Linked DNA regions of Homo sapiens: region 1 is linked to region 2. A link is a contact called in ENCODE Hi-C or POLR2A ChIA-PET data. All regions are on one chromosome and are shown on one strand. The core of a region is the stretch at or near the end of the contact, and the rest is flanking DNA. Distances in the headings are between cores, read along the strand shown.

Region 1 (5,979 bases), core at 1,740-4,239, 1.4 Mb before region 2:
AGCAGGGCTGGGGGTGGGGAGAGAAGACCTTCATCAGCCAGGGGCAACCAGAAGGCTTCCCATCGGTGCTGGCAAGCCAGCTGAACTGCATTGGGCAGGGCAGAGGCTGGCAACAGGAGACGGGGGAGGATGCTGACGTGCCGCAGACAGAGCACAGAGTTTTTCCTTGGTCAGGAACACAAGCTGTGCACACACCTCAGTCGTTAAGCTCTTAAAAAGGGGAACCTGATGCAATGAATTAAAGGGCATGGAGGAGCCAGAAAGGTGGGAGCAGAAGCCACATCTGTGCCCTGCTTGGCTTTGCCCTGGCCCTGAGCTGACAGGCAGCACGTAGGCGCTGAATCAATCTCCCACAGATGAGTTTTTGGATTAAAAGCCAGCGATGGCTGAGGGAATTGGCTGTAGACTAGAGGAGACACACAGAGTGTACTGGCCTCACAGACAAAAGGTGTCTGTCTGCCTCCTACACAGCATGGGTGGGCCACGCTCCTCAGTGTTCTCTGTGTGCTCTTTTTTGTCTAAATGTCAATCGTGGCCAGGTCTGGTCAGGGCAGTAAGACTGTCTTGTGGTAAGAAATCCCACACTTTCTCAGCAGGTTTCCTCTGATCTCAGCCCTCTGGGCTCCACCTGGATCAGGGCCTAAGGTCCAGGATCTTTCTAGAAGCCCAACATTCCATGCCTCGCTTACTCGGCTTGAGGGCAGCTTCTGGTGAAGAAACCATCTTCACTTGCTTCTCTTTTGTTCTCCTACAAAACCACTTCCTCTCCCCATCCCGTCCACCTGGCAACACCCACCCCAACACTGCCATGCTTCGCTCCTCAATGACAGTTTCAAGGTTCCTATTCCAATCCATATTCAGACTTAGGGGTTCCCTTGGAACACAACACATAGAAGAGAAGAGCAAGATTCTAATCAGCAATCAGTCCCCTCATTCAGCCTTGCCTTCTACTGATTTCTATGTCTTCTCCTCCTGCTGTTCCTCCTGCCCCACACAGTCTTACTGCACCTGTGTACCCTGAGTCAGAACCTCCACAGCTTTTTGGTGGAAAGAGGCAAGCTCAGAGGTTCTCTGTCCTATCTTCCTTCTCTTGAACTTCTGAAAGCCCACCTGTTCTACAGGAGCTCCCAGCTACACAGACCACGCACACTGTGCTGTTTTTCTACAGGATATGTTCTCCTGTTGTTTGTAGAATCTTGTGCCCAATTGTGCTTTCTGACTGCTAGGTTATTTTGTTCTCAAAGCAGGAAGGAAGTGTGATCTGATAAATAGAGCACTTGCCTGGAAATTGGGATACTTGTGTTCTCAATTGGTCTCACTGTGGAAAAAGTACGTTGACTCTCTGGGTAAACTGATATCTCGGCAGGCTTGGGTGAATGAGCAGGAAACGTGGCAGGCATCCAGAAGGCACATCCTCAGTCGCTGGCCCTTCCTGTATTTAGGCACACAATAGTTGCAGTTCCTGGATGGCTCCTAGGATCAGTAGGTTCCCTACTTCATGGTCTTCTTCCTCCTCTCCTTTCCCCAGTCTTGACTATTTGGCTCCTCCAGCACTAGTTGATAAAAGAAACTCAAACCTTAGACACCCAAAAAGTCAATTATTGTCCAAAATCCTTCATAAACAACTATGCTGAGAGTGCCTAAGGGCCAGGCATGCATCATAAGTAGCCTGGGCTTGAAATGAGTGAAGATGTAAACAGAGCATGCTCTCAAGAATTCTGTTAAATGATTTCTCACTCCTAACTCCTACACATAAGGGTCAGGACACTTTCAGTCTTGAGTGACAGAAATTCAACTCAAATTAGCTTAAATCAAGAAAGAAATCCATGAGTTTATTCACTGAAATGCATTTGACCTCGGGCAAGGCTGATGTAAGGTTTCAGACAATGTCATCATACACGTGCCTCTCTCTGCACCTGCTGGACAGGTGCTCTCCAAAAGGTGAGAAGGTGGTTGCCAGCATAGAATTCCAGTGGAATGAAAGTAGTTTCAAATAGTTCCAACAGAAAGGTCCTGGGAAGCCTCTGCTTGGGTCATGTGCCCATTTCTAAACCACTCCTGGGTCACGTGGCTTCCTCTGTGGCAGGGTGGGTCTGGCTCCAGTTGTGGAATACGTTCTCCACCAGACAGAAACATCCAGTTCCTAGAAGAATGGAAATAGATGCTGGACAGGCAAAACACCCAATGTCTCCCACACCACGCTGAGCCAGCAGTGAACCAGAACTGTAGAAACTCTCAGCAAACTGGGATGCCAAATGCATCCAGGGAACAGTCTTCCAAATCTCACAAGTTTCCAATAAAAGACAAAGAAAGAGCGGAGGCTGGATCTCTGGAACATAACAATGTGGCACTCTATTTCTTTCTATTACTGGATAAAGTGTTTCCAGTGTGGTAGAGCTAAGTAGCCACAGACTTTGCTGCAATCATCAAAATGTTTTTATGACTCATGAGATAAATGAGAAAAACACACGGAAGAGTCAAAGTTACACTGAAGTTAGATTGTAATCACACCCTTTACTTCTAACAACCCGCTGCTGACAAAGTTTCCTGCTGAGAGCACATTACTGACTTATTTTCTCCACAGAGGGCATCTATCAATCCTAAAGCAGATTATCGCCTGGACAGATTATGTGAGACCTGCTTTTCACACAGGTTGGTGTCCTGTCAACAATCAATGCAGCTCCTGTCTCTACCACTGAGGCAGTCTGCTGAAGAGAACACTGACCCACTGGCCCAGGAATCCAAATTTGGGGATATTGAGTCTTCTGATGGGCCACAAATCAGCTTAAATGACAACACTTTCTTTAAACACTACACGAAAGGCTCATAAGTGGATGAGGATGCTTTTCTGCACTAAAAGGATCAGTCCTCTCTCTAGTAGCGAGGACACTTTAACACCCTGATAGTCCTTCCAGGAAGTAGAGCTTTCTGAGATAGGCCTCCAAGTCACAGAAGAGGGCCTCAGACAGAGCTTTCCCTGACTTTGTGGTAACTGGGGTTTTCTCACCATCAGGCCTCTGTGCCTCCAATAGGCCCATGTCTCAGTAACAGCAAACCACCAAAATTCATCAAGCACCTGCTATGTGACAAGCATGGGAACACAAAGATTAATAGGGAGAGATATTCCCTGGCAAAATGGCATTTTGAGCTCAAGTTGTGGGCCCCCTCATCTCTACTCCAAACACAGCAATAATATGTAAAACATGTATTTCTGCAATAAAAATAAAATCACACTGAAAAATCAGATAAATACTTCCATGAAAAAGAAAGAGTAATAAATAGTGTCAAAACCATGGGCCTCTTGGTCTCTTGGTCAAGAAGGCATAGATGACCAAAGTCTGATTCTTTTGGGGTAACAGGGAGCAAAACCTTCCAGATATGGCAGAGGACCCAAGTCAGGATCACCACCTGAAGCCAGGCATGGTGCTGAGCTCCCTTGTTTGTAAAAGGAGGTGGAAAAGCTAAAACATTGGCCTTTCTATAGGCCAGTGGATGGGCAGGAAGCAGGCACAGCCCTGGAGCCCCGTCCTGGGGGAAGCCACCCACCAGCTGAGTGGCTACATGTAGGTATCCCCAGTACATGAGGTAAGAGCCCATCCACCAACATTCAACCTGGATCCAGAACAGAGTTCCTGGGAACCAGACAGAGGCAATGTCAAAACCATTAACTGGGGAGGAAAATAACCCAGAGCTATGGGGAGAAGTGAGCTCCTCAGGAAGAGCATACAAACCTAAATTTGAAAGAAAATTTAACAGGAAGAAAGTTAGACAACAAGCTCAAAGACCAGCAACATTTACTCCCTCCAAATAGAAACACCTGAGCAATCTCAAAAGCATTTAAAAGAAGCATGCTTAAAACCCTCAGAGATAAAGGAAGTAATTACATCTATGAGAAACAAACAAACAAAAAAAGCAGATATGAATAAACAATATATGGTTCTGAAAAGCAACCAAATACTAGTCCTGAAAACAGAATATACTGTCATTGAAATTGGAAGCTCACAGACTGCCCAGAAGATAGCACAGAAGATAAAAAGAAGACATGAAAAGGGTCATCAGAAGCCAAGAGGACAGACTGAGGGATTCCAACAGAAGACTCACAGCAGCCCCAAAATGAAAGAATAGAAGAATTGGTGTAGAAAAAAATATATAGAAGGAACTAACAGTTCATAATTTTCCAGTATTGAAAAAAATCATAGATTTATAGTGAACACTGGGCATCAAATATATATATTCCTAACTAGATGCATTGTAATGAAACTGCAGAACATTGCTATAGAGAAAAAAATTTAAAATCTAACAGGGAAAAAGACAATCCACAAAAGAGTAGCAATAAGACCAACAGCAGACTTCTCATCATTAACAACAAATATCAGAAGACAGAAGAGTGATGTGATCAAAGCTTAAGGAAAAATAAGTATTCTTTACCTATTTGAACTATCATTTAAGAAGAAGGTGAGGTAGATATTTTTAGACATATGAAGTCTAAGAACTTTTAACACCTACGGACACTCACTAAATGAAAAATAGTTCCTCAAGAGGAAAAAGGATCACAAAGAAGGAGTACAAATTTATTTTAAATGGTGAGCAAAGAAACTGGTAAATTATATTGATAATTTAACTACTAACTATCAAAAATAACTCTTTTATTTTAAATTCTAGGTGACAAAAATAAGGAAGATAGAGGAATGAGAGTGACTGAATAATTTCAGATGTTATTAGAAAACTCATGTATGGTAAAGATATAACCTACCAAAAAGTTAAATGTATAGTTTCCAAAGCAATGGAGAGAAAAAAGTGTTGGGAAGAAATTAAAATGTATGTATTTTTAAGATGTTAACAATAAGTCCAAATATGGTGATAATCACAATAAATATCAACATATTAAATTCATGTATTAGAAGACAATCTATCAGGTTGAATTTTTTTAAAAGCTCATGTATTTTAGAAAGTGCACGTTGTTGGCAAAGCAGTAGAGGGAGTCGAAGTAGATGTCAGGGTTTCTGCCACAGAGACTTGGCTCTGCCACACATAAGATGAGGAAGACCTTACCTAAGGCAGCTCTGGGATGGGGCTGTAGAGAAGAGAAGGGCCTGAAAGGACATACAGCAGGAAGAACTGATGGACATACCAGCCAACTGGATTGGGCTAAGTTCAAAGAGCCTCCTTACAAAGATAGCACAGTTTTATGCTGGGTAACATCTACAAATGGGTGGTGGTTAAAAGTGAAGATACTGGCCAGGCAAGGGCTCACGCCTGTAATCCCAATACTTTGGGAGGCCGAGGTGGGCAGATCACTTGAGGTCAGGAGTTCGAAATCATCCTGGCCAACATGGTGAAACTCCGTCTCTACTAAAAATACAAAAATTGACTAGGCATGGTGGTGCGTGCCCGTAGTCCCAGTTACTTGGGAGGCTGAGGCAGGAGAATCGCTTGAACCCAGGAGGCAGAGGTTGCAGTAAGCCTCGATCACGCCACTGCACTCCAGCCTGGTGACAGAGCGAGACTCCATCTCAAAAAAAAGTAAAGATACTGATCAAATTGCCTACACAAACGGGAGAAGACTAAGGCCCAAATCCTTGGCAACACCAGCTTTTAAAAGCCATACAGAGGAAGATTCAACCAAGAACCCCCAAAACATATAAGATCAAAAGAGAATTTTGTCATATCAGTCACTGATTTAAGGGGTAGAGGGTCACCAACATCAGTTAATTTTAGAGGTCAAGAACCAAGAAGCACATAGTGAGTTTGACAATATGGAGGTCACTGGGGAGCTTTGGCCTCATTGATTAATGAGTCGTGTGTCAGATTGAATCCCAGAAACCTGATCCCATCTACCCACAGATTTTCTCCAGATGACCTTGGTTATTAATTAGACAATTTAATGCCCATAATTAAACATCATCTTCTTGTAGCCAGGATTCTCCTTGACCACTCTTGAGGCTTCTTCAAAATTCTCATGATAGACATATACACAAT
Region 2 (6,108 bases), core at 2,610-5,109:
TGGACAATAAAGAAGTTTTAAATGCATGAATACAACTTAAGAGACACCACACTTGGTTATTTTGCAATGCCAGAATAACAGTGGATACTCAATAAATTGAATAGTTAATCCAGATTATGTTTCCTCCAATTTAAGCTTTTCTGGTTTTTTAAATTCCCCCTTCCTAGAATCAGTTTTATCATTTTACCTATGTACAATAATATATTTCTGGAAAATGCTAGAATTTTCACCATGTAGTAGAATTTGAGCACGACAATAATGTAAAAAAATTCAGAAGTCTCAAACTAGGTAGCTTTCTTTGAGTTTTCAAAGTAAATCAAGATAGAGCTGTTTTCATTTTACTATATTGTGGAAATCTATGGATGTTAGTGTAAAATGCATGTGCATTACACTGACTTAAAATGTTTTGAATTAATAAAGAATTCAACAATAAAAAAATTAATTAAAAAATAAAAGAATGCTTAATTTTAAGTAGCTATCTTGCATACCTACCTAAAATATATTCATAGTAAATACATGGTACCTGTTTAGATTGCAAAAACATAGTTTTAAACTTTCTCTCAACTTTCTTAAATTCGTTGAATATTTGAAAAAATTTAAATGAACAGTTGGGGTATAGAAACATTTTCTTTTTCAATTATGAGAACACTGAGTGCAATGAAATGATTTGTTTGCCTTGTGACATTAACTTGTGTTTTTTCCCTTCAACTTTGTGTGTAGAGTACCTGGTTTAGAGAAAGCAGGAGCTGAGAAAGTATGACTATTCTTTTTTGGGAAAGTTCAAATCTGGTTTCTTAACTATACCTACATTTTGGGATGTTTCTTTATTGTTTTTTCCATATTCGCATATTTTAATGTAAATTCTAGCAATAATACTGTATTTAAAATAGCTAGAAAGGCTAGGCGTAGTGGCTCATGCCTGTAATCCCAGCACTTTGGGAGGCTCAGGTGGGCAGATCACTTGAGCTCAGGAGTTCGAGGCCACCTTGGGCAACATAGTGAGACACTGTCTCTACTGAAATTACAAAAATCAGTCAGACGTGGTGGTGCACACCTGTAGTCCCAGCTACTTGGGAGGCTGAGGCATGAGAATCACTTGAACCCAGGCGGAGGTTGCAGTGAGCTGAGATCGTGCCACTGCACTCCAGCCTAAGCGATAGAGCAAGACTCTGTCTCAAAAAGAAAAAAAAGAACTAGAGAGAAAAATATCAGTACAAATCTATTTTGAAGTATTTTAATGAGTTACTAAATTGTGGTAGCCTTCTAAAAAGGCTTATACATGTTTCCTTTTTACTTTTTAGGCTGAGTGAAAATGTAAGGCAAGATGATATGATATAGTAAACTTGGGAGATAATAATAGTAAAACTCTAAGACTTAAAGTAGTAAATAGGGAAATCTACAAACCCTCTGCACCAGTTGTTTCAGTTAAAAATATGGTTGAAAATGATTTATCCCAAATATCAAGAGATTGCATAATATATAAAAGCATTTTAATTGACAGTTGTACTGGGGTATGGTAAGGTACTTTTGCTAGGTATTTGTCTAGGGGATTTCTTATTTTTCCAGATATTCTGCTAAGGAAAAAATATTAATGAAGTTCTGTTAATATAGATATAAAGGTACCAGTAGGAAATCTGGGCTTTTCTTGCTTTCTTTGCCACTAACTGGCTGTGTGTCCTTGGACACATCAGAATGCTCTAGGCCTAAATTCTTTTTTCTTTTCAGTGAATATGTTGTCCTAGGTAATCCTTAGATCTTTTTCAGCTCTAATATCCTGTGATTTCACACTTTTAGATTGAGAATGGGCAAACTTTGGAAGACTGTGTGCAGTTTATCTTCATACCACTGACTTCATTTCTGCTGGGAGCTAATATAGAGCCTTCTACCATGTTATAATAGAAAACAGATTTTTTAAAAGACCAAACTATGGTCAATCACACAGGAATTCAGTCATTACAGATTATGGGTTTATTGCTTGCTTCTCATTTCTACTTGGTATAACTTCACTTCTTTTCTCTCACTTTCTTACTCTGTTTTCTTTCATTTCTGTTATATTTTTTCAATGGTTTTTCCGAATATTGCATTTCTTACCATGACTATCTGTATATACTGAAAAGAGCCCTTTTATTAGGTTACCACATCTTGTGAAAGTTCTTTCTGTTCAGTTACTTGGTGTCTAGAGTTACTGTAGCATTCCAGTTTTTTAGATACTGCCAACCTACAAACATGCCATATGTACATAAACAGACACAGTCTGAATTACATACTTCATTAGAGAAGTCATTCAACCACGTCATTGCTTTAAGCTGGTATATTTCACCTTCTTTATCCCAGAATTGTCTGATCTAAAACCTTTTTGTTTGATTGATTCTCTTTATTAATTTTCTTTCTTTTTTTTTTTTTTTTTTTTGAGACAGAGTCTTGCTCTGTTGCCCAGGCTAGAGTATAGTGGCGTGCCTCGGCTTACCACAGCTTCTGCCTCCTGGGTTCAAGCAATTCTCCTGCCTCAGTCTCCCAAGTAGCTGGGATTACAGGCACTCACCACCATGCCCAGCTAATTTTTTTTTTGTGTTTTTGGTAGGGACGGGGTTTCACCATGTTGGTCAGGCTGGTCTCGAACTCCTGACCTCAGGTAATCTACCCGCCTCGGCCTCCCAAAGTGCTGGGATACAGGCGTGAGCCACGGCACCGGACTATTTATTAATTTTCACCATAAACAGTTGGTACCATAGTAACTTAAAAGGAGAGCAGTGATTTTCGGCCGGGTGCTGTGGCTCACGCCTGTAATCCCAGCATTTTGGGAGGCCGAGGCGGGTGGATCACAAGGTCAGGAGATCGAGACCATCCTGGCTAACACGGTGAAAGCCCGTCTCTACTAAAAAATACAAAAAATTAGCCGGGCGTGGTGGCGGGCGCCTGTAGTCCCAGCTACTCAGGAGGCTGAGGCAGGAGAATGGCGTGAACCCGGGAGGCGGAGCTTGCAATGAGCCGAGATGGCGCCACTGCACTCCAGCCTGGGCGACAGTGAGACTCCCACTCAAAAAAAAAAAAAAAAAAGAGCAATGATTTTCTAAAAATATATTTATGAATTCGTGGGTTTAATATCCTTGTGTCTAAAAACCTTTCTGAAGGAATCTTAAATTTACATTCAATCAGTGATCAATTTTGACTATCATATTTTTTTTAGTACCTGAAATCTTCTATAATAAATTAAACAAGTAGCCATTTGAAGTGGTTGTAGTAGCTAGTAGTGTGGCTGAGGGTTTTGTGTTTACCATCAGTGAAGTCATTTTGTTTGGAATGAGGCATAATGGGACTCTGTGTTAGGGAAGCTTGCCAGAGTGAAGTCCTCGCCTTGAAGCAGCAGGATTTGTTAAAAAGACGCCAAACCTTGAAGCACTGGAATAGAATTACAGTTTTGTTGACAATGGGCTATAATGTTCTTTTTCTGGAGTCTAGCAAATAGCTATGGTAATAGAGACTTCCAGGGAGTACAGAAATGACCCTTAAGGAATTATTAGTTACCTAGCATGCACCTGTTACATATTTCTTGCATATACTTACAGCGCTAAAGAAGCTAATGTTAATTCAGTGCATGTTATGTGCCAAGTATTCTGCACATGCATTTTTGCATCTACACAACAGCTCTAGGTTTTGGTATTACTTTACCCGTTTTACAGAAGGAAGAGACTTGAGACTGACACCTATTTTATGGAAAGAGGGGACTGAGACACCAAGCAAGTAACTTGTCCAGTCTTCTGTCACACTGCAGAAGATTGGCACCCAATCGGTCTGACTCCAGAGCCTGTTCTCTGAACTGCTTTGTGTTACTATTTTACTTTAACTCCAAAGCTTATTTTGGGGATGACAGGTTAGGAACCTTGTTGCTAAGTATTCCTGTGGCATGTCTCCTTGGAGAATAAGAATATGGTCCTCACCCAATTAAGAGACATCTGAGCCAGCCTAAGATTTTTTTATTATCTGGTAGATGTCTGCCTGGATGCCCTCTGAAAACTGTGCAAATAAGTTGACCGCTTATGTCTGTGTGATGAAGAAGTAGTTTCACTTATGTTTTTCCTTGTTACTTTATAAAGACTGACACTTTGAAAAAAACATGTTTGAGAACTATTAATACAGCAGAGTGCTTCCTGACTATAATAGATAATTAAGGATGGGTAAATTTAAACAAGTTTTAAATTTACTGAGGACCTTTCAATTTGTTAGGTTAGAACAGAAGCCTTTTTTCTAATCCGAGTGCCCATATTTTTTTTCCATCTAAGACCGTATTTGAGGAATTAGATGATGCATTTAGTTTTGGACATGTTTTTTACACACTGACTTCAAGGGGCACTGATGTAGACTTGTCTTATAGTTTAGTGACTGGATTTGGAGCTCAGAAGCTGAACCTAGAGATGGAGATTTTAAAAATTTTTTACATATGCGTTTACTTAATCTGTGTTATAAACTGTTATAGCAGAAAGGACTTTGGTGGATTTTAGAGGCCCAGCTGTATATTACAGTTTTAGAGAGAGTCCTGATTTAGGAAACAAGAATTCTAGTTTTAGTTCTGTTTTGCTTGTAGACCGTGAGAACTTGACCACCCCAATTTACTAATTAAAAATGGAATCATTGATTTAGATCTTCAGTCTTGTCTGTTACTGAAAAAATTGTAAGATACCTGGGCTTTGTAATCAAAGATTATAAGAATCTTTGATATCTACAGGTGCTCCCTCTGGATCAGGTATCAGAAAATGTATTCTCAAGAATCACCTTGATGCAGAAGAGTATATAAGTACACAGGGGAGAGGAAGAGGAGCAGGAAAGATGACAGAGAATCAAAGACATGATTGAGCCAGTAAAATGCTTTTCTTTGCTTACACATTTTCAGTTTGTGGACTTCTCTATAGAAATAAGCAAAAGCTACATGCCAGAGCAAAAGTGTCTTTTTCTGCTGCAATAAGTGGCTTAGTGATTGTGGGGAGCCATTTCAGTTTTGATTTATTACTGTTAGTTGTTAGTATGTATAAGGTGTGGGTATGTTGGTTGCTTATCCTGATTTTTTAGATTTCTGAAAGACAACTGTTAAAGCACAGTAGCAGTGTGGAAGTGCTGGTACGAAAAGGTACATGACAGCAGTGGAAAAGAAAGTGAAACTTAAATTTACCTAGACGTATTCACACTGGCCATTGGCACAATGTCATTTTGCATTTATGAACAAATGGGTTTTGAAATAGCCTTCTGGAACCTAATCTTTTACAGAGAAACTTCTGTATCAGCAAACATCCCTTGATTCTGGTTATGTTTTCTTACTCTCGTTTTTCAAGCTTGTGATAATAGTTTCCTCTTTATCAGAAGTATATCAGTTATTCTTTTTTAAATAAAGGATATTTGTAGAAATAGCTTAAATATCTAATGATATTTATTTATTGAACACAGAGTCTCATTCTGTAATGCAAGCTGGAGTACAGTGGCAATCATGGCTCACTACGGCCTTGAACTCCTGGGCTCAAGTGATCCTCCTGCCTCAGCCTCCTGAGTAGCTAGGATCACAAATGCACACACACCAACACAGCCAACTAATTTTTTATTTTTTGTAAAGACGAGGTCTTGCTATGTTGCCCCGGTTGGTCTTGAATGTGTAGTCTCAAGTGACTCCTTCCCCACCAGCCTGCTAAAATGCTGGTGTTACAGGTGTAAGCCACCATGCCTGGCCTGATAAGATATTTAAAACAGTATTTGTCATCAATATAATCCTTTTTGTCATCACTGTGGGCACACAGGTTTGGGAGGTACAGAAGAAATTTTAGACAATGGTTATTTCCCCAGAAGAGGTTTTGCTTCAGTTGTCTTGGTGCCTGGCACATTGCCTTGCAAATAATTGGTACTCAAACATGTATTCAGTTGAATTAAGGGGACACAGTTTTCAAATGTAAGACAATGTACTACAATTCATGCTAAATTGGTTGTACGGGCAGTAATTGCTGTGTTTTTGAAGGGAGCAGTCCTTGTAGTTTGAGGCATAGATGTTGGGAGGCTTTGTGAAATAAATGGGGCTTGAGCATTGAATGGAAAAGATGGGATTGAATGCTGGCAAGTAGAAGATGGGTG

Evidence for each region. Hi-C counts contacts between places; a loop is a spot of excess contacts on that map. ChIA-PET counts read pairs that join two places held with the same protein, here RNA polymerase II (POLR2A). Pooled maps may share reads with other maps.
Region 1: a map of naive thymus-derived CD4-positive, alpha-beta T cell shows a loop between it and region 2 (4-fold over the local background). The contact joins two enhancer-like sites. A Hi-C loop is called at or near these places in 1 of 168 maps with a recorded cell type or tissue (naive thymus-derived CD4-positive, alpha-beta T cell) and 6 of 50 pooled maps. POLR2A ChIA-PET finds 5 or more read pairs at or near these places in 1 of 52 experiments (GM12878).

Annotation. Positions count from the first base shown.
Region 1 is chr13:42,389,906-42,395,884 of GRCh38, reverse strand. No RefSeq gene overlaps it. Among named protein-coding and RNA genes, the nearest start is that of LINC02341, 32 kb to the left of the region's middle. RefSeq lists enhancers at 33-182, 1,083-1,132. Within about 2 kb of position 2,989, at least 3 of the 41 ENCODE cell types and tissues checked have a DNase peak (open chromatin) inside an H3K27ac peak, as active enhancers do.
Region 2 is chr13:40,983,887-40,989,994 of GRCh38, reverse strand. All of the region lies in intron 1 of ELF1 (E74 like ETS transcription factor 1), which reads left to right. Among named protein-coding and RNA genes, the nearest start is that of ELF1, 32 kb to the left of the region's middle. RefSeq lists enhancers at 4,834-5,113, 5,533-5,602. Within about 2 kb of position 3,859, at least 4 of the 41 ENCODE cell types and tissues checked have a DNase peak (open chromatin) inside an H3K27ac peak, as active enhancers do.